Linked DNA regions of Homo sapiens: region 1 is linked to region 2. The links are chromatin loops, found by intact Hi-C in ENCODE. Cell type or tissue: IMR-90. All regions are shown on one strand. Each heading gives the region's core, and the rest is flanking DNA. Links, peaks and the distances in the headings are about the cores only.

What was found. A loop is a pair of places that touch in the nucleus more often than their neighbours do. Peaks named below come from ENCODE experiments on the same cell type or tissue, not always from the same donor. Only the 100,000 strongest peaks of a DNase experiment are listed, where the experiment ranks them.
Region 1: it touches region 2 in a loop (3-fold over the local background); 4 of 110 quality-filtered maps call a loop at or near these places.

Annotation. Positions count from the first base shown.
Region 1 is chr17:30,513,693-30,526,463 of GRCh38, forward strand. It overlaps GOSR1 (golgi SNAP receptor complex member 1), which reads left to right. Exons shown (of 9, transcript NM_001007025.2): 8 at 6,247-6,329; 9 at 8,562-12,771. The coding sequence ends at 8,686. Among named protein-coding and RNA genes, the nearest start is that of GOSR1, 43 kb to the left of the region's middle. In IMR-90, for the core only: no CTCF peak of the experiment used is centred there; DNase peaks (open chromatin) are centred at 6,219 and 6,949.
Region 2 is chr17:30,595,007-30,607,777 of GRCh38, forward strand. It overlaps the pseudogene SMURF2P1-LRRC37BP1 and the pseudogene SMURF2P1. Among named protein-coding and RNA genes, the nearest start is that of GOSR1, 120 kb to the left of the region's middle. RefSeq lists a silencer at 5,276-5,755. In IMR-90, for the core only: a CTCF peak has its summit at 5,137; a DNase peak (open chromatin) is centred at 5,625; H3K4me3 peaks cover 2,261 bases; H3K27ac peaks cover 1,578 bases.

The DNA.
Region 1 (12,771 bases), core at 1,612-9,611, 82 kb before region 2:
ATGATCCTAACACTTTGGGAGGCTGAGGCGGGAGGACTGCTTGAGGCCAGAAACTCGAGTCAGCCAGAGCAACATAGTGAGACCCCATCTTTACAAAATTGTTTCTAAAAAGCTAGGCATGGTGGTGCACATCTGTAAGCCAACCACTTGGAAGGCTGAGGCAGGAGGAGCACTTGCACCCATGAGGTCAAGGCTGCCATGATGGTGCTACTGCAGCCGTGCCTGCATGGCACAGTGAGGCCGTGTCTCAAAAAAATAATAATATATCATTCAAAGATTGATATATGGGCCAGCATAGGTTTGAAAGCTGTTACTTTATACAAGACCATAGTATCTACTTGCAATACCTTGTAAACTTTTCTACAAAACAGCCACATTTTCAATGTATCACATTTTGTCATAATCTCTCAAACTGAAAAATTATGAATAAGAACTAAATGATGCAAAGGAAGTTGTTTGTTAAGCTCTTCTTGTGTTCCTTTCATTTGGGGATCAAAAATTCAGTGTATTGTGTGGTTGACATCGCTCCCTCCTTCTGCTCTAATCTTGACTGGTGATTCTCTACACCTCCAACATTGTTCTGGTCCTAGATGTCCTTCCTCCATTACCCTAAAATAATTTCCTCTATTGGATTACCTACTTGGGATTAGTGCCTTCCACTTTCTTACTTTATTCCCTTATTATGCTGAACCATGTCCTTAGTAACTTCCTGAGAAAGAACAGGAGGTAAATTGTTTTGGACTGCCCACATCCAAAAAGTCTTTATTCTGCTCGTATTCTTGATTCATTATTTAACCTAACCAAGATAGAATTCTGAGTTGGAAATAATTTTGAAATTTTTAAAGGCATTGCTTCTAAAGTCCAGGCTGGCATGCTTCTAAAGTCCACAGTGGCATGCGTCTTTTCCAGTCCAATGCTCTGGGCATTGAGTGAACTCTTACAATCTGGAAACTCATCTTCAGTTCTTGGAAATTATCTTAACGTTCTTTATCATTTTCTTCCCTCTTCTTTCTCTGTTGTTTCATGCAAAAAAATATTAAAAAGGTTATGTGTTGGGCCTTCTGAATTGATCCTTTCTTACCTTCTCTCTGTTTCTGTTGATCTTTTTGTTTAACATTCTGGGAGATTTACTGAATTTCTCCTTCCAATTCTTCTATTACATTTTTATATCAGCTCTTCATTTAATTTACATGAGCTCTTTCGTGAGAGACAGATACACACATTTATGTGTATGTTTTGTGGATGTAGTAATCTTTTATCTCTCTGAAAACATTAAATGTAATTTTATTTTAGAGTTTCTTGAGCTTCCTTTATTGCCCTGTTTGCTCAGCCTCACTTTTCTGTTTGCTGGGTGGTTTATTTGAACTCTGCCTTTCATGTTACCTCCTCACACATCTAGTGATTATTGGCTGTTCCTTCATATTTAAGGGTGTGACTCCAAAAGAGGATGAGCTTCCAGTCACTCATTGCTGTTACCCAGGCTGGAGTGCAGTGACATGATCATGGCTTACTGCAGCCTTGACCTTCTGGGCTCAAGCAATCTTCCCACCTCAGCATTCTGAATAGCTGGTACTACTGGCACACACCACCATGCCCAGCTAATTTTTTTTTTTTTTTTTTGTATTTTTCTGTAGACATGGTGTTTCTCCATGTTGTGAAAAGAATGTGTGTTGGGAAACTCATCCTGTGAGCATAGGGTGGTGACACTTGTTGAGTGTTAGGCCTCACCATGCGTGATCAGGCGGACCTGGCTGTTTCACTGGGGACTTCAAATTGCCAGACCTCTATGTCTCTTCTCCTGAGCTAGGTCTTCTACTGGACTAGGGGCAGCCACCTAGCTGCATGCGTTAGGAAGGGCAATTTTGGGTTATGGCAACTCCTTGTACAAATTTCTACAAATCTCCATTTTTAACCCTACTCCACAGTTCTGCCCTCAGAGAGAGTGATCCCTTCCATTCTTGAGCATTTCTGAGATCTGTGGAAAACTTTTTAAAATCATTGCTTGACTCATAATTTTATTGAGGTGCATCACAGTGGTGGATTTGGAGCTGCTAATGTATTTTTTTGTTTGTTTTAGTTTTACCCAGTTACATTTCTTTATTCTGAAATGTCATTTCAAAAGACCAGACCATAATATCTCCACATGAACAGATATTTTTCTAGAATAGGCCTAAAAGTATTGGGAAGATGGGATTGTCAGCATTAAAACACATAGGAAATCAGGACCCTGGAAGAACTGTAATATTCTCTAGGACTTTTCATTTTCTAAATTTGCAGATATTGCCTGTGATTTCAGTTGAAAGTGATCCAAATCCTAGTGTGTCCATGTTAATTGTGTGTGTAGCTTCAAATGTTATTTAACGTTTCTTAATCAAGTGGAATTTTTCTAATGTTTTCATTTTTCTTTTATTAGACACTTGTATATTGTATATTATACAAGTACAGTGTTCTTATTGTAACAACTTAAATAATACTAAAACGGATAAAGAAAAAGTCAGCCGGGCGCGGTGGCTCACGCCTGTAATCCCAGCACTTTGGGAGGCTGAGGCGGGCGGATCACGAGGGCAGGAGTTCGAGACCATCCTGGCTAACACGGTGAAACCCCGTCTCTACTAAAAATACAAAAAATTAGCTGGGCGTGGTGGCAGGCGCCTGTAGTCCCAGCTACTCAGGAGGCTGAGGCAGGAGAATGGCATGAACCTGGGAGGCGGAGGTTGCAGTGAGCCAAGATCGCGCCACTGCACTCCAGCCTGGGTGACAGAGCAAGACTCCGTCTCAAACAAAAAAAAAGAAAAAGAAAAAGTCAGTCTCCTGGTAGTACCCCTCCATTCTTAACCCCTGAAGCAACTTGTGTTAACTGACAGTTGTGTATCCTTCTGATACCTTTTTCACTGTCATACAGACATCCCCAAAGATGTTTGTTTCTGTAATTATTAGAGGATTCATATTCTATACATTCTGTGGCTTGCTTTAATCACTCAATATGTTATAAACATCCCTTCAAGTTAATAGAAATACTAACTTTGTTTTGTTTTGTTTGAGACTGCGTCTTGTGTTGTCACCCAAGCTGGAGTGCAGTGGCGCGATCTCAGCTCACTGCAACCTCTGTCTCCTGGGCTTCAAGTGATTCTTCACCCTCAGCCTCCCAGTAGCTGGGATTACAGGCGCTCACCACCACGCCTGGCTAATTTTTGTATTTTTAGTAGAGAAGAGGTTTCACCATGTTGGCCAGGCTGGTCTTGAACTCCTTGGCCTCAAGTGATCCACCTGCCTTGGCTTCCCAAAGTGCTGGGATTACAGGCATGAGCCACCGCGCCTAGCCCTAACTCATTTTTTTAAATACCCAAATACTATGTAATCACTGCCTGTGATTTCAGTTGAAAGTGATCTAAATCCTAGCATGTCCATGTTAATTTTGTGTGTGTGTGTAGCTTCAGATGTTGTTAACATTTCTTAATCACTCAGGTGGGATTTTTCTAATGTTCTTTTCATTTTTCTTTATTAGATATTTATATATTATCGAAGTACATTTGTATATTATCAAAATGTTCTTATTGTAACAACTTAACTAATACTAAAATGGATAAAGGAAAAGTCAATCTCCTGGTAGTACCCCTCCATTCTTAACCTCTGAAGTAACTTGTGTTAAGTGACAATTGTGTATCTTACTGATATACAACTTTTTCACTGTCATACAAACATCCCCAAGGGTGTTTGTTTCTGAAAATATTACAGCATTGATATTCTGCACATTCCGTAGCTTGCTTTAATCACTCAATATGTTATAAACACCCCTTCGTGTTAATAGAAATAATACTAACTCATCCTTTTTAATAACCAAAGTATGGTTATATCATAATCTATTATACCATTCAAATGTTACTTCCAGTTTTGGGGGATTTTTTTTTTTTGGTCTTTTTGCTGTTGTTGTTCATTTTTTACTATTCCAAAAATGCTTCAACAAATATTCTTTTACAGATTGAATGTTGCTTATCCAAAATACTTGGGACCAGAAGTCTTGGGGATTTCTGATTTTCAGATTAGGGATGTTCAACCTGTATATACCTCCTTACACACTTTTGTTTCTCTTTTGCCATCTCAAATCTTGAAATTCAAGTTTTGATTCATGTGTCATTTGTTTAGAATATTCCTTCTAGCATTTCCCTTCAATAAGATACATGGTGGTTTACTCTGTGAGACCTTACCTGGCCAAAAATGTGTTCACTCAGCTCCCAGATAGATCCAGCTATGAGAGCCTCTTAAGCAATGGCATATCAGGCAGTGATGCATCCATCACTGGGCTCTTCCCTTAGGGGCTGGGCATCACACCAGCTACAAGACTATCGGCTCTCTGCTTGTCATCTTTCTGGCTGCATGTAGCAGTCCTTTCCCAGCTTCAGTGCCTGGGAGCAATTTCACTGCAACCCCTGTGTATGCAGATCCATAGTCTTCCACTGTCTGGGTTCCTCAGGAAGCAAGGAAGCCCTAGGTCTTTGCCTCAAGCTTGAAGAAAAATCTAAGCTTCCCTGCTGTCAGTTCCCTGGTTCTCTCTTCACTTCAGAGAGTATAGCCCTCTACCTGGCTTTCTTCCCTGGAGATCTCAAGGGAACTTGGGGCCTCAGATGGACCCTCCTTAGTGTGTCTGCTTTTATTCTTGTGCTACTCCATGGAGGAAATGGACCAAAGGTCAAGTCAGGAATTTATACTCTCACCATCATCTTCCCCAAATCTCAATCTCTTGATTTAAAAAAAAAAAAAAATAGATATTTTCAAAATTGCTCAACAGCATTTCATTTTCTGTTGCTATTTATAATGTCAACATGCAAAGCACTCCTCTGAGTGTTACATATCAAAGTGGATACTGACCCTGCCCTCTAGGGCTCTAATGTCCAGAGAGATAAGACTATGGGAAATGAATAATCCTGGAAGTGATAGCAAAATGATACTAACTTAGGGCCAAGCTTGGTGGCTCACACCTATAACTCCAGCACTTTGGGAGGCGGAGGTAGGAGGATGGCTTGAGCCCAGGAGTTTGAGACCAGCCTGGGCAACATAGGGAGACCCCATCTCTAGAAATAATTTAAAAATTAGAAAAAAAAAATTAGCCAGGCATGATGGCACATGCCTGTAGTCCCAGCTACTCAGGAGGCTGAGGTGGGAGGATTGCTTGAGCCCAGGGAGTCAAGGCTGCAATAGCCACAGTCACACCACTGGGCTCCAGCCTGGGTGACGGAGCAGGACCCTGTCCCCCAACCCCCAACCCCCCCCAAAAAAAGGATATTAACTCAAGAGATCTTTTAAACAGGACATCAAGGTAGTCACAGGGAAGAGATTGTGTTCGACCAAAAGTGACTTTCTCTTTTCTCTTTAATCTTTTCTTTTTTTTGAGACAGGGTCTCGCTCCATTATTCAGGCTAGAGTGCAGTGGCTCCATCACAGCTCGCTGTAGCCCCCCCCTCCTGGGCTCAATTGATCCTCTCACCTCAGCCTCCCGAGTAGCTGGGACTACAGGCACACATGTCTAGCTAATTTTTTATTTTGGTAGAGTTGGGATTTCACCACATTGCCCAGGATGGTCTTGAACTTTTGGGCTCAAGTGATCCTCCCACCTCGGTCTTCCAAATTCGGTGCTGGGATTACAGACGTGAGCCACCACACCCAGCTGTTTTAGCCACGTTTAATGAGTCTGTGACCTTTGTCAGCCATCATGGAAACCCAGCATAATGTTGCATGCATGCCTAGTTGGTTCTCAAGTAGAATTTTGGAACATAATCTCTTCATAAATTAAGGGCTGGTTGTGTATTCACATTTTATGATATTTTATATTTCTTTTCTATTTTTATAATTATAATTCCCTTTCAACAGTTTTTCCTGATTAAAGATATTTTAGTAGCTGGCTTCTTTTTAAACTCTTTTTAAACTTTTTAAAGTTTTTAAACTTTAAATTTTAAGAAGCTTTTGTAATATGTGATTTGTCTGTTTATGCCTTATTTTGTTTGTTATTTTGAAGCAAACATAGGAAGTGGCTTACTGCCTTGTATAAAAAGATATCAGAGAACAGTGGAGTCATTTGGAAAAAGCGCAGTGGTAAAGTGGCTTCGGAAGTGATTTTTTCCCCTTATTTTCTGGCACAGTGCTTTCTAAGATGATGTTGCTCACTGTAGTTTTCTTTCACTTTTAAAGGCATGATGGTTCCAGGCAGGATAATCTTAAATGGTGATTTGTCATCTTTTTTTCCCCTTGCAGCATTGCTATGGCAACAAAAGAAAATATGACTTCACAGAGAGGAATGTTGAAGTCAATTCACAGCAAAATGAACACTTTGGCCAGTATCCTTTTTGAATGTTCGCAGTCTGTGTTTTGAGGGTAGAGGGGAGAAGTGTCTGTGTGTGCTTTTATAGGGGGCAGGTTGCCATCATCAGTAGCAGTAGAGCCCATCAGTAATTGCATAATATGAATATACTGTGCATTCCTACTTTGTGAAAGTTTATGCTCTTTAGTACCATTCCTAAAAGACTGCACCTCAGAAGTTTCTTACTACTAGATGTAGAAGAAAAAAATTATAAATGTGAATTTAAAAATTATCCACCAATTTCTTCTACATTTTAGAAAGCTTTTAAATTCATGTTAGAACTCCACACTATACATTATTCTTACCTAAACATGATAAATTATATGCCTTTGTTGTTTTTCCCATTTAGAGATAAGTCAGTGGCAGATGCTTGGAAGGGGGAAGGAAGGAGACAGCCACCCGTGCAGATGAGCTATAGCTACTGATGGAGTTTGTAACTCTATGCACAGGCTGAATTCTAGGATACATTCTCCACTTGTTTGTTGTAACCTCTACTTTAAAATGTTTCAGTTTTCTGTTTTAAATTAGGATTATTAATACTTCCCAGAAACCCACTAGGGAACCAGAAAAGCCTGGCACTCTGAGTCATTTCATTCAGCGAACCTCTGAAAAGACAAGCCTTCTAGGCAAAAAGCTTTCCTCCCCAACTGCCAAAGGGGGAGGAACCTAGAATTTTCAAAAGCTGAGTATCTTGTAGTCCTAGATAATTTGAGTTCACTTTTAGTTTGATATGTCTTTGCCTAAGGAAAAGACTCTCCTGATGTGTGCTGTTATTCTCCAGTCCACTGTGAATTTTGTTCTTGCCTTGTCACCCTAAGTATAAAACCACATGTCTAAAATCACATTTTAGATAGGGCTATAAAATTTACAGAGTGCTGTTATATACATTATCTCATTTTACTAAACTATGAACTCAATTGCCAGCCAGAAAAGCTGATCAGTGAATTTAAGAGTTTGTATTTAGTGAAACTTTTGAAACTTTGAAATAGAAGTGTGAGTCAGATAGCTGATGATTTAAAACACTAAAGCCTTTCTCAATTGTTCATTAGAATTTACCACCACTCTTCTTTGTGACCTCTTCTCTACTGCTCTGTAAGCATCTCTCCCATAAGTTCTCTCTCTCTTTTTTTTTTTTTTTTTTTTTTTTTTTTTAAGACAGAGTCTCACCCTGTTACCATCCAGGCTGGAGTACAGTGGCACGATCTCAGCTCACTGCAACCTCCAGCCTCTCAGGTTCATGCAGTCCTCCCGCCTCAGCCTTCTGAGTAGCTGGGACTACAGACACGTGCCACCATGCCCGGCTAATTTTTGTATGTTTTGTAGAGATGGGGTTTCACCATGTTGCCCAGGCGAGTCTCAAACTCCTAGGCTCAAGCAGTCCTTCAGCCTTGGCCTCCCAAAGTGCTGGGATTATAGGTGTGAGCCACCCTGCCCAGCCCAACACTAAGTTCCCTTAAGGCAAAGTAGTATACTGGAACCTAGCATAGCGCCTCATACAAATAAGTCACATGGGAATTTTACAATTACTCCAAAAGAATGTGTTCAAAAAAAAAAAAAATCAAAAAAAATGGGTGTGGGTCAGGGCTAAAGTTTAGTCCACTTTCCTCCTGTATCTGCCTTCTGCTGCGAAGTAACTTTGAAAATATTAATAATTCACCAGTGTCTGATTATATAGACCTTAGAGTTGGTTCCCATGAATTGCCTGAATCTAAGGCGGGAAAAGATCAGGTATTTCTTCAAACTCTCAGGCAGAACTCCCCAGTCTCCTGAGAGAAGAGGAAAAGAGAAGGAAAATGAGGAAAGGGAGGGAAATGGGTGGTGGTGGCGATGGGAGCTGGCTATGCCTGTGCCTCCCTGCCAGAGTTCCTCCATTCCTGGCCACGCTGGCTCCCACCCTGACCTGAAGCCTGGCAGTAAGCCCTCAGTGCTTGGGAACTGTCATCGTCCTTTTCTTCTCCCTCTCTCTCTATTACTATTCTTATTTGTGTTACACACAAGACTGGGAGATGTGTATTGGTTAGGGGCCTTGAGCCGCAGCGCGTTCCCGGTTTGGGCAACTGCATCTGCTAAAGATTCCCTTGGTGTGAGTTTCTTCCCCATGCCTTTCATCACTGTTTCTAGACACCACTGATCTCTATTTTTGTGATTCCTACGACTTTTCGCCAGAGAGGCTTCTTCCAAATATGACCTTAATAAAGATTTCCCAAAGATCGTTTTCCTGCTGTAAACAGCCTGATCCAGAGGATCAACCTGAGGAAGCGGCGGGACTCGCTCATCCTAGGGGGTGTTATTGGGATCTGTACCATCCTGTTGCTGCTGTATGCGTTCCATTGATGGGACATCTTCAGGGACTCTTGACAGCCACCGCTTTCACACCCTGGTCTGGAATAAGGAAACATCGGAGGGAGAAGTTGACTGTCTTGATAATTAGCCTGACCAGCAGGATGAATGCAAGACTGACAGTGATGGACTCTGTGACATGGTCAGGTTGAGCTGAAGCCACAGTTTCTCTGTGCTGTGTTTTCTAACACATTTTTCTGTTTTTAATTAAAAAAAAAAAAAAAAGGTTTTCAGTTGCTTTTGTCTCCCTAGGAGGCAGGTAAACCAATCAAAAACAGAGTTTTCTGTGTTTCCATGATAGTGTTGAAGCCTAATGACAAGCCAGGTCTTACAGCTGGGCTCTTCAGAAAACCAGGTTTCTACATCCAAAGACTGCTTTTCTTTTAGCTGCCAGATTGGATTGTGAATAAAAATAATTCTTCCCTCTCCCTCTCCCTCTCCCCACGGTCTCCCTCTTTCCACGGTCTCCCTCTGATGCCGAGCCGAAGCTGGACTGTACTGCTGCCATCTCGGCTCACTGCAACCTCCCTGCCTGATTCTCCTGCCTCAGCCTGCCGAGTGCCTGCAATTGCAGGCGAGCGCCGCCACGCCTGACTGCCTCGGCCTCCCGAGGTGCCGGGATTGCAGACGGAGTCTCGTTCACTCAGTGCTCAATGGTGCCCAGGCTGGAGTGCAGTGGCGTGATCTCGGCTCACTACAACCTCCACCTCCCAGCCACCTGCCTTGGCCTCCCAAAGTGCCGAGATTGCAGCCTCTGCCCGGCCGCCACCCCGTCTGGAAAGTGAGGAGCGCCTCTGCCCGGCCGCCATCCCATCTAGGAAGTGAGGAGCGCCTCTTCCCAGCCGCCATCCCATCTAGGAAGTGAGGAGCGTCTCTGCCCGGCCGCCCATCGTCTGAGATGTGGGGAGCGCCTCTGCCCCGCCGCCCCGTCTGGGATGTGAGGAGCTCCTCTGCCCGGCCGCGACCCCGTCTGGGAGGTGAGGAGCGTCTCTGTCTGGCCACCCCGTCTGAGAAGTGAGGAGACCTCCGCCCGGCAGCCGCCCTGTCTGAGAAGTGAGGAGCCCCTCCGCCCGGCAGCCACCCCATCTGGGAAGTGAGGAGCGTCTACGCCCGGGCAGCTGCCCCGTCCGGGAGGGAGGTGGGGGGGTCAGCCCCCCGCCCGGCCAGCCGCCCCGTCCGGGAGGGAGGTGGGGGGGATCAGCCCCCCGCCCGGCCAGCCGCCCCGTCCGGGAGGGAGGTGGGGGGCGCCTCTGCCCGGCCGCCCCTGCCCGGCCGCCCCTACTGGGAAGTGAGGAGCCCCTCTGCCTGGCCACCACCCCATCTGGGAGGTGTGCCCAGCAGCTCATTGAGAACGGGCCATGATGACAATGGCGGTTTTGTGGAATAGAAAAGGCGGAAAGGTGGGGAAAAGATTGAGAAATTGGATGGTTGCCGTGTCTGTGTAGAAAGAAGTAGACATGGGAGACTTTTCATTTTGTTCTGTACTAAGAAAAATTCTTCTGCCTTGGGATCCTGTTGATCTATGACCTTACCCCCAACCTGGTGCTCTCTGAAACATGTGCTGTGTCCACTCAGGGTTAAATGGATTAAGGGTGGTGCAAGATGTGCTTTGTTAAACAGATGCTTGAAGGCAGCATGCTCCTTAAGAGTCATCACCACTCCCTAATCTCAAGTACCCAGGGACACAAACACTGCGGAAGGCGGCAGGGTCCTCTGCCTAGGAAAACCAGAGACCTTTGTTCACTTGTTGATCTGCTGACCTTCCCTCCACTATTGTCCTATGACCCTGCCAAATCCCCCTCTGCGAGAAACACCCAAGAATGATCAATTAAAAAAAAAATAATATAATAATAATTCTTGTCCTCTTATTTTACACTCATAATGAGAAATCACAAGTTCTTTCTTGATGATCTGTGCTATAGATTTCTACTCTGTCTCCTCAACTCTGTTGATATTTGGGGAAAATTCTGTTTTTCATAGATTCTTTGAGATGCTGATGGACCAGCTTCAGCATGTTTGAGGTTGTCTGAAATGGAGATCACTGTAAAACTGTCTTTTTCTTTTAAATTACAAGTACACTGGGGTTAACTGTATTGCTGGAAAAACATCAAGAATGACAGTCTTATATTTAAGGCACCAGTCATTGTTTCCATTTTTTTTTTAATTCTTCCCTTGGATTAATATTTTCTACTGAAAAGAAATGAAATCTCAGTTCCACTATGATAAAAGAAACGAATCACCAGTGTCTGTCAGTGCCCCCACTGCTCCTCCTCATACCAGCATTGACACTGGTAGCTGAGGAAGGGGACTGCTCAATTTCTAATGTGATCTATTCAAGAAGCCACATATAAAAAGGCATTGAGGGCTCACTGTCCAGAGAATTGCTTTTGTAAATGCTCCACAACGTATGGGCAAAAGTTTAAGGACTACTGCCTGATGTACCAGGAATCCTGAGTTCTGTGAAAATCTGTTCATTCCAAATCTGTTAAGCATTTCCAAACATCCAGAGAATGGTTTCACTGTTGAGGGTGCATGTGGCAGAATCTGTCTCTCTCTGCACCTGTCTTCTGTTACCATCCCTGGACAGTGACAGATTTTAAGCCAGCCACCAGAATTCTTTTCGAGTTAACCATTTCTTAGTTTCTGTAAATTCATGACTTGTCTTACTGAACTACAGCCTGGTTTGTAGACTTCCAACATCTACACTGCTGCTCTTCACCATTGGAATTCACTGTGGTATTTATAGTATTGGCTTCAGTCCGAGCCACAGGCAATAAAAGGATATCAGCTGTAGTTCTCAGCTACATCATGGTGTATAGATGCTGTTATTCAGGCGAACTTGCTCATGGGTGGACTAACACCTGGTTTGGTACAGAGACTGAGAAGTTTTTCATTCTGGTGTCAAAGTTTTGTTACATTATGGGTGTGAAGGGCATTTGATATATTTTTCTTAACTATGGGGTTTATTTTTCTAAATGTGGGTTGATTGACTGTTAATTGATTCAGGGTACCCTTAAAAGAAAAGAAGTTTTCCCATTGTGAACCTTAAATGATCAGAGAAGTAAGTTCATTGATTAAATTCTCTGTTGGGAGAACAAAACTTTTCTCCCTTGACACTTTATTATCTTTGATTTTTCAAAGGGCCTTGATTGGTGGTTGTGTCTCGGTTAAAATTTATGGGACTTTGCTATGTAGTTGGCATTTATAAAATCTGAAGTATCATAAATAAAGTTATTTATTTAATTATACTACCAGTCTTTTTTACTGGTCTGATTCTTTTGTGCATTCATTAAAGCTGATTGTGTGAGAGTGAACTGGGACACAAGCTAGTCTAGCTCACTGCAGCCAAGCAAACCCTGTTGATGGCTGATGGGCCTTTCCATTAGGGTTTTGCTTATGTGAAGTAATGGAATTATGTTGGTTATTTTCTTTATGAAAATAAACCAGTTCTTCCAAGGAAGTTAAAAGGCTTGGTATGGATGTTGGTGTCAGATAGGTCTGACTAACCTCTCCGTGCTGCAGCCTATACTAAGGTGACCCAGGGCCACATGTAGACAGCTAGGCCAGTGCTTTTTCCTCTTAGGGTTTCTTTGCAGAAAGAAACCTCCAGCAAGGGAAGAGAGGTGTGTGTCCACAGGAAGGGGCTCCGTGGGGATCCCATGAAGGGATTTGAGCTCTTTCAGCTCCATGTCATTTAACTTTTTTGTTTAACCACCTTGGCTTTCTCTCCTTTTTTGCTGTCCTCCTTACGGACCAGTTACCAGATTCAGAGGCTAACAGTTAGTTACTTGTTAATGCTAGTCACAGCCAGGAGGTCAGAAGGAATTTTCTACTTCTGGATCCAAATGTTACCTCTTAGGGGAAGTTATGCCCCCTCAACTATTGTCTTATTATAATGAATCTTTCCTTTTTGGTCCTTTTAAGTAACCACTCAAAACTTTTCATTTCACTGAAAAAATATGAAAAACCATGACAATAGGGCTGGGTGCAGTGGCTCACGCCTGTAATCTTAGCACTTTGGGAGACCAAGGCAGGCGGATCGTTTGAGGCCAGGAGTTTGAGACCAGCCTGGGCAATGT
Region 2 (12,771 bases), core at 1,885-9,884:
GACCCTTTACGGGTGTCGGGCTGGGGGACGGTCAGGTCTTTCCCTTCCCACGAGGCCATATCTCAGGCTGTCTCAGTGGGGGGAAACCTTGGACAATACCCAGGCTTTCTTGGGCAGAGGTCCCTGCGGCCTTCCGCAGTGCATTGTGTCCCTGGGTACTCAAGACTGGAGAATGGCGATGACTTTTACCAAGCACACTGCCTGCAAACACATTTTTACCAAGGCACATCCTGCACAGCCCTAAATCCATTAAACCTTGAGTCAATATAGCACATGTTTCTGCGAGCACAGGGTTGAGGATAGGGTTACAGATTAACAGCATCTCAAGGCTTTCGGGGGACCTGCCCCGATAATCATGTAGGTTCTTTTCTATTTTTCCTAAGCGTCGGCCGGCTTGAGAAATAAAGGGACAGAGTACAAAAGAGAAATTTTAAAGCTGGGCGTCCGGGGTAGACATCACACGTTGGTAGGATCCGTGATGCCCCACAAGCCACAAAAACCAGCAAGTTTTTATTAGGGCTTTTCAAAAGGGGAGGGAGTGTGCGAATAGGTGTGGGTGACAGACATCAAATACTTAACAGGGTAATAGAATATCACAAGGCAAGTGGAGGCAGGGTGAGATTACAGGACCACAGGACTGAGGCGAAATTAAAATTGCTAATGAAGTTTCGGGCACTATTGTCATTGGTAACATCTTATCAGGAGACAGGGTGTTGAGATCAATTGGTCTGACCAAAATTTATTAGGCAGGAATTTCCTCTTTCTAATAAGCCTGGGAGCGCTATGGGAGACTGGAGTATATTTCATCTCTGCAATTTCGACCATAAGAGACAGGCGCACCTGGGGGTGCTGTTTATAAGCCTATACCTCCAGGCGTGTATTCTCTTCCTCAGGGACGTTCCGTGCTGAGAAAAAGAATTCAGCGATATTTCTCCCATTTCTTTTGAAAGAGGAGAAATATGGCTCTGTTCTGCCCGGCTCACCAGTGGTCAGAGTTTAAGGTTATCTCTCTTGTTTCCTAAACATTGTTGTTATCTTGTTCTTTTTTCAAGGTGCCCAGATTTCATATTGTTTAAACACACATGCTCTACAATTTGTGCAGTTAATGCAATTATTACAGGGTCCTGAGGTGACATACATCCTCCTCGACTGACAGGATTAAGAGATTAAAGTAAAGACAGGTTGGCCGGGCGCAGTGGCTCACGCCTGTAATCCCAGCACTTTCAGAGGCCGAGGTGGGTGGATCACGAGGTCAGGAGATCGAGACCATCCTGGTGAACACGGTGAAACCCCGTCTCTACTAAAAATACAAAAAATTAGCTGGGCATGGTTGCGGGCGCCTGTAGTCCCAGCTGCTCAGGAGGCTAAGGCAAGAGAATGGCCTGAACCCGGGAGGCGGAGCTTGCAGTGAGCCGAGATTGTGCCACTGCACTCCAGCCTGGGCAACAGAGCGAGACTCCCTCTCAAAAAAAAAAATAAATAAAAAATAAAAAAATAAAGTAAAGACAGGCATAGGAAATCACAAGGGTATTGACTGGGGAAGTGATAAGTGTCCATGAAATCTTTACAATTTATGTTTAGAGATTGCAGTAAAGACAGGCATAAGAAATTACAAAAGTATTAATTTGGGGAACTAATAAATGTCCATAAAATCTTCACAATCCATGTTCTTCTGTCATAGCTTCAGCCAGTCCCCCCATTTGGGGTCCCTGACTTCCCACAACACAAGGCAGCAGAATTTTTCTTAGTACAGATCAAAATGGAGTTTCTTTTATTTATTTATTTATTTTTTATTATTATACTTTTAAGTTTTAGGGTACACGTGCACAATGTGCAGGTTAGTTACATATGTATACATCTGCCATGCTGGTGCGCTGCACCCACCAACTCATCATCTAGCATTAGGTATATCTCCCAGTGCTATCCCTCCCCCCTCCCCCCACCCCACAACAGTCCCCAGAGTGTGATGTTCCCCTTCCTGTGTCCATGTGCTCTCATTGTTCAATTCCCACTTATGAGTGAGAATATGCGGTGTGTGGTTTTTTTGTTCTTGCGATAGTTTACTGAGAATGATGATTTCCAGTTTCATCCATGTCCCTACAAAGGACATGAACTCATCATTTTTTATGGCTGCATAGTATTCCATGGTGTATATGTGCCACATTTTCTTAATGAGTCTATCATTGTTGGACATTTGGGTTGGTTCCAAGACTTTGCTATTGTGAATAATGCCGCAATAAACATACGTGTGCATGTGTCTTCATAGCAGCATGATTTATAGTCCTTTGGGTATATACCCAGTAATGAGATGGCTGGGTCAAATGGTATTTCTAGTTCTAGATCCATGAGGAATTGCCACACTGACTTCCACAATGGTTGAACTAGTTTACAGTCCCACCAACAGTGTAAAAGTGTTCCTGTTTCTCCACATCCTCTCCAGCACCTGTTGTTTCCTGACTTTTTAATGATCGCCATTCTAACTGGTGTGAGATGGTATCTCACTGTGGTTTTGATTTGCATTTCTCTGATGGCCAGTGATGGTGAACATTTTTTCATGTGTCTTTTGGCTGCATAAATGTCTTCTTTTGAGAAGTGTCTGTTCATGTCCTTCGCCCACTTTTTGATGGGGTTGTTTGTTTTTTTCTTGTAAATTTGTTTGAGTTCATTGTAGATTCTGGATATTAGCCCTTTGTCAGATGAGTAGGTTGCGAAAATTTTCTCCCATTTTGTAGGTTGCCTATTCGCTCTGATGATAGTTTCTTTTGCTGTGCAGAAGCTCTTTAGTTTAATTAGATCCCCAAAATGGAGTTTCTTATGTCTTCCTCTTTCTACATAGACACAGTAACAGTCTGATCTCTATTTCTTTCCCCCACAGAATGCAGTAGCATGATCATGGCTCACTGCAACCTTGACCTCTGTGGGCTCAGGTGATCCTCCTATCTCAGCCTTCCGAGTAGCTGGGCCTATAGGTGCATGCCACCACTCTCGGCTAATTTTTTGTAGATATGAGGTTTCGCCATGTTGCCCACGTTGGTTTCAAACTCCTGAGCTCAACTGATTCCTCTGCTTCAGCCTCCCAAAGTGCTAGGATTACAGGCATGAGTCACCATGCCCAGTCCTTGAATGGTTTTAAAGTGTTATTCTTATCTGAATATTTGTTTTAAACAATAGTATTTAAACTTACAAGAAAGCCTAAATACAAACCTCTGCATGTTAACCCTGTATACATTTTTCTATGCTGTCACTTACATTTTTGAATGTACTGCTTTAAACTTCAAAACAAGCAGTCTCCCCCAGGTCTCCCATCACCTTCTGAAATACTAACTTACATTAACTAATATAAAGCTACAAATTATGTTAGTTGGGTGGCTGGAAACAAAGAATGTGCCATAAAAATAAGGCAAATGTGAATGTGTACATCAGTTTGCTAAGTTTTTTGCCACTGTTCAGCCTCTTAAATTGTGGTAGCAGCTATTGTTCACATTGATTTGTATATATCTGTAGTACAAGGAAGCATTTCTAAAGGACCTTGCTCATTGTTCTGCACAAAATAGCCACTTAATATTTGTTGAATGAATTGCTGGCACTATCTCTGGTATTTTTATTTTTATTTATTTATGTATTTATTTTTGATACGGAGCCTCATTCTGTTGCCCAGGCTGAAGTGCAGTGGCGTGATCTTGGCTCACTGCCACCTCTCGGGATCAAGCGATTCTCGTGCCTTGGCCTCCCTAGTAGCTGGGACTACAGGCATGCGCCATCACGCCTGGCTAATTAATATATATATATATATATTTTTTTTTTTTTTTTTTAGCAGAGACGGGATTTCACCAAGTTGGCCAGGCTGGTCTTGAACTCCTGACCTCAAATGATCCGCCCGCCTTGGCCTCCCAAAGTGTTGGGATTACAGGGGTGAGCCACCCTGCCCGGCCTATCTGTGGTATTTCTAGTGTGATGTCTAGAACTTCATATACTTTTTTGGATTACTTTAATTGTAAGGCTGTATCCAAACTGATGAAATGCTCTCAGAGGTAACTATCTGGAGAGGTGACTACACTGATGCATTAAAAGAAATGACTGGCATGGAATAAGGATTAAAATATATTAATCCAAAACATTTAAAATTGCATTAATAACAGCCTAAAGCAAAACTAATGAATCACATAAAAAATCTCCCACGCTGTTGTTCTTAGTAGTTTACATTGTGCTACATACTTTCGCATGCATATGCATACAACTTCTATTCTGTTTTTAAACTTTGCATTACATATACATTCTTCCATATTATATGATCTTCATAAAACTTGTCAGTTAAATGGCTGCATTAAAAAGCATGCGGTTCATGGACCATTATGCTGTTCCCTCATTCCTTTTGTTATTAATGGAATATAGCAAAGAACATCTTCCGTACTATTATTTATTTGTCAAGAATAGGGCCAGGCATGGTGGCTCAGGGAGCCGAGCCTGAGAGCACTTTGGGAGGCCGAGGCAGGCGGATCTCTTGAGGTCAGGAGTTCGTGACCAGCCTGGCAACGTGGGGAAACCTAAATGTCTCTACTAAACATGTCTCTACTAAAAATACAAAAATTAATGGGGCGTGGTGGTGCACACCTGTGGTCCCAGCTACTCCAGAGGCTCATGTGAGAGTATCACCAGAGCCCAGGAAGTTGAGGCTGCAGTGAGGCGTGGTCACACTACTGCACTCAAGCCTGGGCGACAGAGGGTGACCCTGTCAAAAAAAAAAAAAAAAATCCTAGCAGTAAAGTTACAAGGTCAAAGGATAAGGTACACATTTAAAAAGAAATTTTCTTTCTCCTCCTGAGATAACTAAATACAGCAGTGTATGAACAACCCTTCATACATTACTCTCCAAGGTTTATCTTGTTAATCCTTTCAGATGTTATCATCTCCCTATCCTTGGCTGCACCTGAAAAGAGCAGGAGCCGGCAGGTAACCCGATCGCCTCCCCCAGGTGAGTCTCCGATGGAGGTGTCAACTACAAGACCAGGAGCAGAGCAGTCCTGGGGCTTTGCTGGAACCATTGGCGTGGGAATGCTGTCTCTTCCCTCGCCCGAGAGACGCCAGATTCCCAGCGGGCAGCGGACTCGGTTCTAACCTTCCTCGCCCCAGCCTCTAGGAGCGCTCTGCACGCAGTGGGCGTCTAATAAATGCAGTCGGCCCTGCTTGGACAAAAGCTCTCCTTAAGTGGACCGGACACTATGCCCCTCCAGGTGCCAGAGTTGTCGCCCCCGCTGCCACTTTGCTCCCTGCGCGCGTTCCGCGTGAGACCCTCGGCGGCACCTCACCCACTCCCTGACGGCCGGTGCCAGCCCGGGGCACCCTGGGTACTCTGCGCGCGCCCGCTGGCCCCGCCCGGCCCCAACGGCCCCAACTCCCGTCTCCTCCCAGTCCCCCGGAGCCGACCAGTGGTGGCGGCAGCCCCAGGTCCCGGGTCCCTCAGACAAAAAGGCGGGTGGAGGAGGAGTAGCCGAGCCCAGAGTCCTGCTCCGGCGCCGCCGAGCACCGCCCGCCTCAGCCGACCAGCCCCGTCGGCTACTGGGCCTAGCCTAGAGGAGAGGAGGGAAAGGCCGCGGAGGCCGCGAGGAGACGGCTGGGGCGCCAGCGGCCGGCTGCCGCCTAGTTGTGCTGCCCGGACCAAGGAAGGAGAAGTGGGAGGAGCGGGGAGCTCAGCGGCTCAGGACGACGACGCTCGCCACATCCGGGACCCTCCGGCCGTGGCGGTCGCAGCGCCGGCAGCTCGGGCCTCAGCCCCTGCCTCTGTGGTGACTCCGCCGCGCTTCGACGTCGCCCCTGTCCCCGTCCCGCCCGCCGCCCCCGCCAACCCCGCCGCCGGGGACATGTCCAACCCCTGAAGCCGGAGGAACGGGCCAGTCAGACTGCGCCCGACAGGTGATGGGGAGCGGCGGCCGGGCTGGGCAGCCGCCGGGTGGGCGAGCTGGCGCGGGGTACCTGTTGACTTGGGAAGGGCCAGGATCGCGATCAATGGTGAGTTGGGGGTCGGAGGAGTAGGAAGGCCTAGTTCAGGGAGAGTAATTGGAAAGCCACTCGCTCTGGTTTGGACATTCTTTAAAAAGCCGAGGATGACTCGGGGAGGCGGGGTAGTCTTTTGTGGAGGGGAGGATACACCCGTTCGCATCGCAGCGGATTTCGGGCTGAAAAGTCTTGGTCAAGGAGCCCGACGCTGCCTCCCGGGGCTCGGGGAGCAGCAGCCCCTGGGCTACGGCCCAGGTGGGCTCGTGAAGGGGATTATTGAATCCGGTTGCAGACTGCGCGCAGTAAACACTCCTTAAAGATGGAGCGCTTAACGGGAGGGTGTACGTGTGTGTTCCCGGGTTGTTACCTTGCACACCCACTTATGCCCGCTTGCAAAACCTTTACTCCCCGCCTCTGGCCACCGTTGCCGGGGCCGCACACCTTAAACTCAGGTCTCTCTGAGGAGAGGAGACTGAGGTTGACTTTTCCCATGTGCCTGTCTGATCCGACGGCTCGGGCTCATTGTACACTGTGTTTTGGAAGTGTCTGATTGTAGGGTGGCATGTTTGGGGTTGTACCTTGTAGGCCGCAGAACTTGTGTCACTTCTAACTCCAGACCTGCTTTAAAAACACACTTTTGGAGGCGGGTAGGGGGTACTTTTCTAACTATGTGCTCATACAAACTTTAGAGCAAACTTTCTCTTACTCTCCCCACCCTCCCCCTTCCTTTTTCTAAATGGAAAATAATGTCCGGAGGGGTTGCTAGATAGAAGACTACACTTACAAAGTGTTTATGATTCCAGGCGCATGAAATCTTTAACATTACAGGTACATTTTTGCTTACAGTGCCATTTTTGGTATTCTTACATGGACATGTCACCCCCATTTTAGGAAAACTTGTATTTGGTTTGAAAAGGAATTGAAATCACGACGTTATCCTACCTTCACCATTTACCCCTGATAAATTGTCCACGTTTATATTCCGATGAGTGGTGAGAAAGATAATTTTCCGTAGAGGATTTGTGTGTGCGTGCACGTGTACGAATAAACTGTAATTATGTTTGTCCACACTAGACTTTGAGATTTATTTGAGCTAATTTTGTGGTTGAATGCCTGTGTGTCACATCCCAGTACAGCTAGATGAAAACTTGCAGTGAATTTGGTATTTGAGAATTTATCTCGAATGTCTGTTGGCTGCAATTTAAATAATATACGACCTTCATGACAGTTTTGCTTTCCCTAGGGAAAAATGCAGGGAATCATTAACTGAGTGGTTCTTAATGGAAAACCTGGATTGGAGGATACTTGTATTTCCCCCTACTCCCCCCCATTCAATGTCCTTATATTGGGAGAAGTCAATGGAAACCTTTTTAGGGGATCTTTGTTGCTTTAGAGTTTATCTGTTGCTATCTGGAATCAGTGATCATCGAAAGAACATGCGATCCCAGGTGTGCAGAAAGCATCAGAAATAAGCTGTTTCCATTTACTTCCCTCAAGGCTACATAGAGAAAATGAGGGAAAAAATAGGGATTTTGATTTTCTGCAGATAAAATGAGTTGAGGTTTTTAGTATGACTCAGTAGATCTTAAAGTGTTTATCTGTGGTTTCTGTACTGCCTATGATACATTATAAAAATTTATAAGTAAAGTTTGTTAAGAGGAAAGATTATGCTTATATTTTAGGGGAAGAGGGAATATTGAACTACATTTATAGAGTGATTTTGTTTCAGGTTTTTCTGAGGATTTTTTAAATACCCTGTGTCCACTTAATAGGAAAAACAGTTTGAGGTACTCTGAGTTTCTTACAACTATTTGTCTCTGAATAGTTTTCTCTTAAAATTTGACAAATGTTAAAAACATTGTCCTTCCTCCTTTGGTTATAGTGGAGTCTTCTGTTTTGCCAGGAAAGCGAACATTTTTTTTTTCATTTTTGTTCATCATTTACAAATTAGATGGGATATATTTTAGCAAATAGATCTCAAGAGCTGGATTTAATTAGCAGCTTTTTAGGACATAAACATTAAAGGGTTAGATGGAAAAGATTGTTTTGACTGACAGGATAAATGACAGGGCTGTGTTTGATGTGCGTCCAGGAATTGGTCTGGAGCTGGTGCCCAACTTCTCAGTCCATCTTGAGAAGCCAAATAAAATACTTAACCTAGGCCTCATTTTGTTTAAAAAAAAAAAAAAAAGTTGATTCTTTGTTAAGACCTTAAGAAATGTTTGGCATACCTTTAGACTAAGTGTTTAACAGTTCATTTAGACCTGGGTTCCCTAATAGAGGAAAAAAAATCACTTAAAAAAAGACAGATCCCACAGTGAATTTATATTTGGTTTACAATACACTTGGGCTGTAAGATGTTTTAAAATTATTGTTCTTTGCTTTAAGTTAATACCATATTAGTATTTTAAATTTATAGAGTACCTTTGATTTCAATATGCTGTATAAATTTTAGTTACTTGGTAATAACCTTATTGCGGAATTGCCTTTTTACTGAAAGGTATAAACATTTCTTGCATGGTGACACACACACACACACACACACACACACACACACACTCACACACTCACACACTCATACACTGTCTTTCTGAAATATTTGAACCGTGAGAGCTCTGCCCACAATTGATATTAGACCTTTCCACATATTATTCTTAAAACCACAGTCAGTGAATTGTTTGGTATTTGTCAATGCTAAGAAGGTGGGACTAATTTAATAATTTGATCCCAAATTTTAGATTCCTCAGGCAATTGGGGGTTAGAATCCAATTTCATCCATCAAGCTACTTCTGTTCTTTGTGACACATTAACATATGATCATTAAAATGGGCTGTATGGTAACACTATCAACTTCAACTAATATTTCTAGAACAAATTGATTATAAAATGTATAATTTCTATACCATTATACCTATATGACTGTCAGATACAGGCTTTTCTTACAATGGTTTGGATAGAAAAATATTCTTTACAGTAAAAACTTTAGGATAATTTTCAGACCATTATTGTTTTTGAAAACCAAAGGCTGCAAAAAGCAGTTTAATGTAATTTCTAATATTTTAAATTCTTAGGTATGGAGAAGTAGAATAAGATTACTCCTTCAGAACATTTATTTCAGATCTTTTTATAAATTTAATGTTTTTGTATGCTGCTTCTCATATTATTAATTTCAAAGCCCTTGGCAGTAAGGAGGTTAACCTTGTCTATAATGTAAGGAAATTTAACTTTAAAAATTTCCCTTTATATATGCTAGCGTCTTAATCTTGTTTCACTACATATTTTATTAATTCAAGGCCTTGAAAATTATGGCTTTATTCTATTACACAGGTTTTTAAGTATGCCTATACACCATAATGACGTTATTTATTTATTTATTTATTTGAGATGGAGTTTCGCTCTTGGCTGGAGTGCAGTGGCGCGATCTCAGCTCACTGCAACCTGGGCCTCCCGGGTTCAAGCGATTCTCCTGCCTCAGCCTCCCGAGTTGCTGGGACTACAGGCGCATGGCGCCACGCCTGGCTAATTTTTTGTATTTTTAGTAGAGATGGGGTTTCACCGTGTTAGCCAGGATGGTCTCTATCTCCTGACCTCGTGATCCGCCAGCCTCTGCCTCCCAAAATGCTGGGATTACAGGCGTGAGCCACCACGCCCAGCCAAGAAATTTTTTAAATGCAAAGTTCTCTAGCCACTTTGTATTTACCACTACATGTCTCACTAACTTCAGGAAACCTGATAGCTTTTGACCACATTAGAGTAACTTGGCTCTCAAGTTAACTTTTTGTAGAATAGTATAATCAGGTTAAGTTGAAACCTATCTTTCTTTAGTCTTCCAATATAATTATAGGACACTTTTTGGTTAAACCATTGTTCCATGTTTACATTATTATGATTATGTAAATATCCATAGTTGGGTCACATGGGTACAAGAATTATATTTTCTTTCTTGACAGCTTTTGTTTTTTCTGAAATTAGTAGCTACTTTTCCCTTTTGTTTAGTTTTCTATTCCTCTCCTAGCTAGAAATGAGAAATTACATGTCATAATCCTCAAACTCTCCTACAGAACTGAAGATCTTTTCTCCATATATTCAGTTCTGTCAGTATTCCTTTGGCTTTGTTTCTTCTTGGAGATACCCCTCCTGGGGGTCTGTGTTCTCTTTCTTCAGCCTGGCATAATGGTTCTCTAAGACCTGCTGGGCAGTTGTCCTGGGACTTGCCTGTATTGTTATGTTGGCAATTTCCTTTGTCTCTTCTAGATTTAGTGACTTCCTATTTTTTGTTTACTCTCCTGATTTGGTGAACTCTATCTTCTGTTGTCATTTTGAGAAATAATACAAAGATGGGAAGAAAGTTTAGATCTTATCAGAAAATATATTTTGATTTCTTATCTGTTGGTATGGTTCGAGTACAGGCTTCTAGATGAAATAGGACTTTATCTCCAAATGTTGAATACATTGGTCCATTATCTTCTAGATTTAGATCCGAACTGTTGAGTAGAAATATAATGTAAGCCACAAATGGGAGCTCATCTGTAATTTTAAATTTCCTAGTATCCACATTAAGATAAGTAAAAAGAAACAGATGACGTTAAGCATAATAAACTGGGCATGGTGGCTTGCACTTGTAATCCAGCTACTCGGGAGGCTGAGGTGAGAGGATAACTTGAGGCCGGCAGTTTGTGACCACACTGGGCAACATAGCGAGACCCATAATATAATATATTATGCATAATAAGCATAATTTATTATGCTTAAAATGAAGCATAATATATTTTATTTAATTCAATATATCAAAAATATTTTCTACATGGCAGTATAAAAATATTGAGCTACTTACATATTTATGTATATATACATATTTACTATGTCTTTGAAAAATCAGTGGTTTTCTCATTTTATGTTAAGAAAAATCAGTGGTTTCTTTTGCAGCTTGCCTCAATGTGGACTGGCCACATTTGAAGTACTCAAAGGTCCCATGTGGTTGGTGGATACCATTTTGGACAGTGTAGGTTCAGAGTATTGCTGATGGCATCCTGATTTTGATCTGTCATGACTGTTGTTTTCCACTGGAAGTTTCTTTATTCTTCTGTCGCTTGTTATTTTCCTTTAAAAAAATTGTAGCCCCCCTAGTGGGTATGAAGTTGTACCTCGTCATGGTTTGGAAGTGCATTTCCCTCATGACTAATGATGTTGAACATCTTTGCATGTGCTCGTTATGTTTTATCTTACAGTTAATATTAATTGGCTACCAGAGGCTTCTCTCTTGCTTGTGTCTGAGGTCATTTTGCAAAATCCTTGCCTTTAATTGGCTAAGTGTACAAACAAAAGTCTAATAATTAAATTTTAGCCCAAAATCCTGAGTATATATATTGTACTTTTGTCTATATGGTAACATTATATTCACCTATAGAGGTTGCCATCTACCCCTCTCAGCAAAACATGCTGAAACTTGTTTATAAATCATGTATTTGTTAGTGAAGTCAAAGTTTTAATAGAAGCTAATAGAGCCCTCTATTTAACTTTCAATTATAAAAGTCTTTACTTTTTCTTTTATGTGGCCATGTATGTTATATTACATGAGGTTTCATTAAAGTGAGAGCATGTACTTCTCTGTGTATAAGAAAAGGTAATACTTCTGATTAATTTCTGGCCCAGGAATATTTGGACAGAATGTTTGTGACATGTACACTTAAATAATACAATATATTTCATAATTTTGAGTAATTCAGAGTTAGGCTGTCTTCTAGAAGGTCCATAATTAGCAATTTCTTATTATGGTTTAATGTAGAGCTTCCCAACCTTTTCATATCATGGTACACATAAAAAATATTATGGCACACTGGACTAAACAGGTGAAGTTGCTTAAGCCAGTGGTGCATTGCTCTGAGGACTGAGGTAATCGATATATGTATTTCAGCATACCTGTAAACCAGGCTTATTAGTTGGACAACTGGTTTAATGTGACTTTAAAAAAAATGTTTGGTTTGGGTAATTCAGCTACTTAATTACTGGATTCTGGCTCTGGAATTACATGCCAGTAGATATATACCAAGATAGGTCGGGTAGGTGTATTTGAAAATTGGTACATGCATACTGAACAATATTTTAGTTCATGTCTTTTCATTTGCAAGCAACAGAGACCAAGTTCAAATCGGCTTAATTTTTAAAAAGGGAATGTACTGATTTGCATAATGAAAAGCCCGGGGGTGGGCATTTTTTAGGCACAGCTAGATCCCGGGGCTCAAGTTTACCTTCCATATTCCTTATTTGAAAGCTTTAGTCCTTACTTCAGTGGTTTAGGCTTTTCTCTATACTAGGTGAATTTTTCTGATATTGCTAATTTATTTAATTAGCAATACTTTAGACTAAAACTTTGACCTCTTAATGTCATTGAAATAGAGCTAGGATTCTACTGACATCATTATGTTATTATATTATCTTTTTGCATGAGTTGATGCCATGTTACTAATTGGCTGTGATAGAGCCTTTACGTACTTGCAGGTATATCCACAGACAAGTACAGTAATGCTTCTCCCTGCACTGCTTGTCTGCAGGAGGTGAAGTGAAATCTGCAAGAGTCCTGCTCGTTCAAGGCCTGCATACAGGAAAGAAGCAGGGGAAAAGCGTTAGAAACAGCTTTTGTTCTACAGCATTTTAAAATATAATAGGTAGGTCAAATTTTTGGTCTGTCAGCCTTGACACTATCCCTTGAAAGTAGGTCATGTCATTGAAATGTATTTAAAATGTGACTGTGATAAAAGTTGTTTTTTTGTTTTGTTT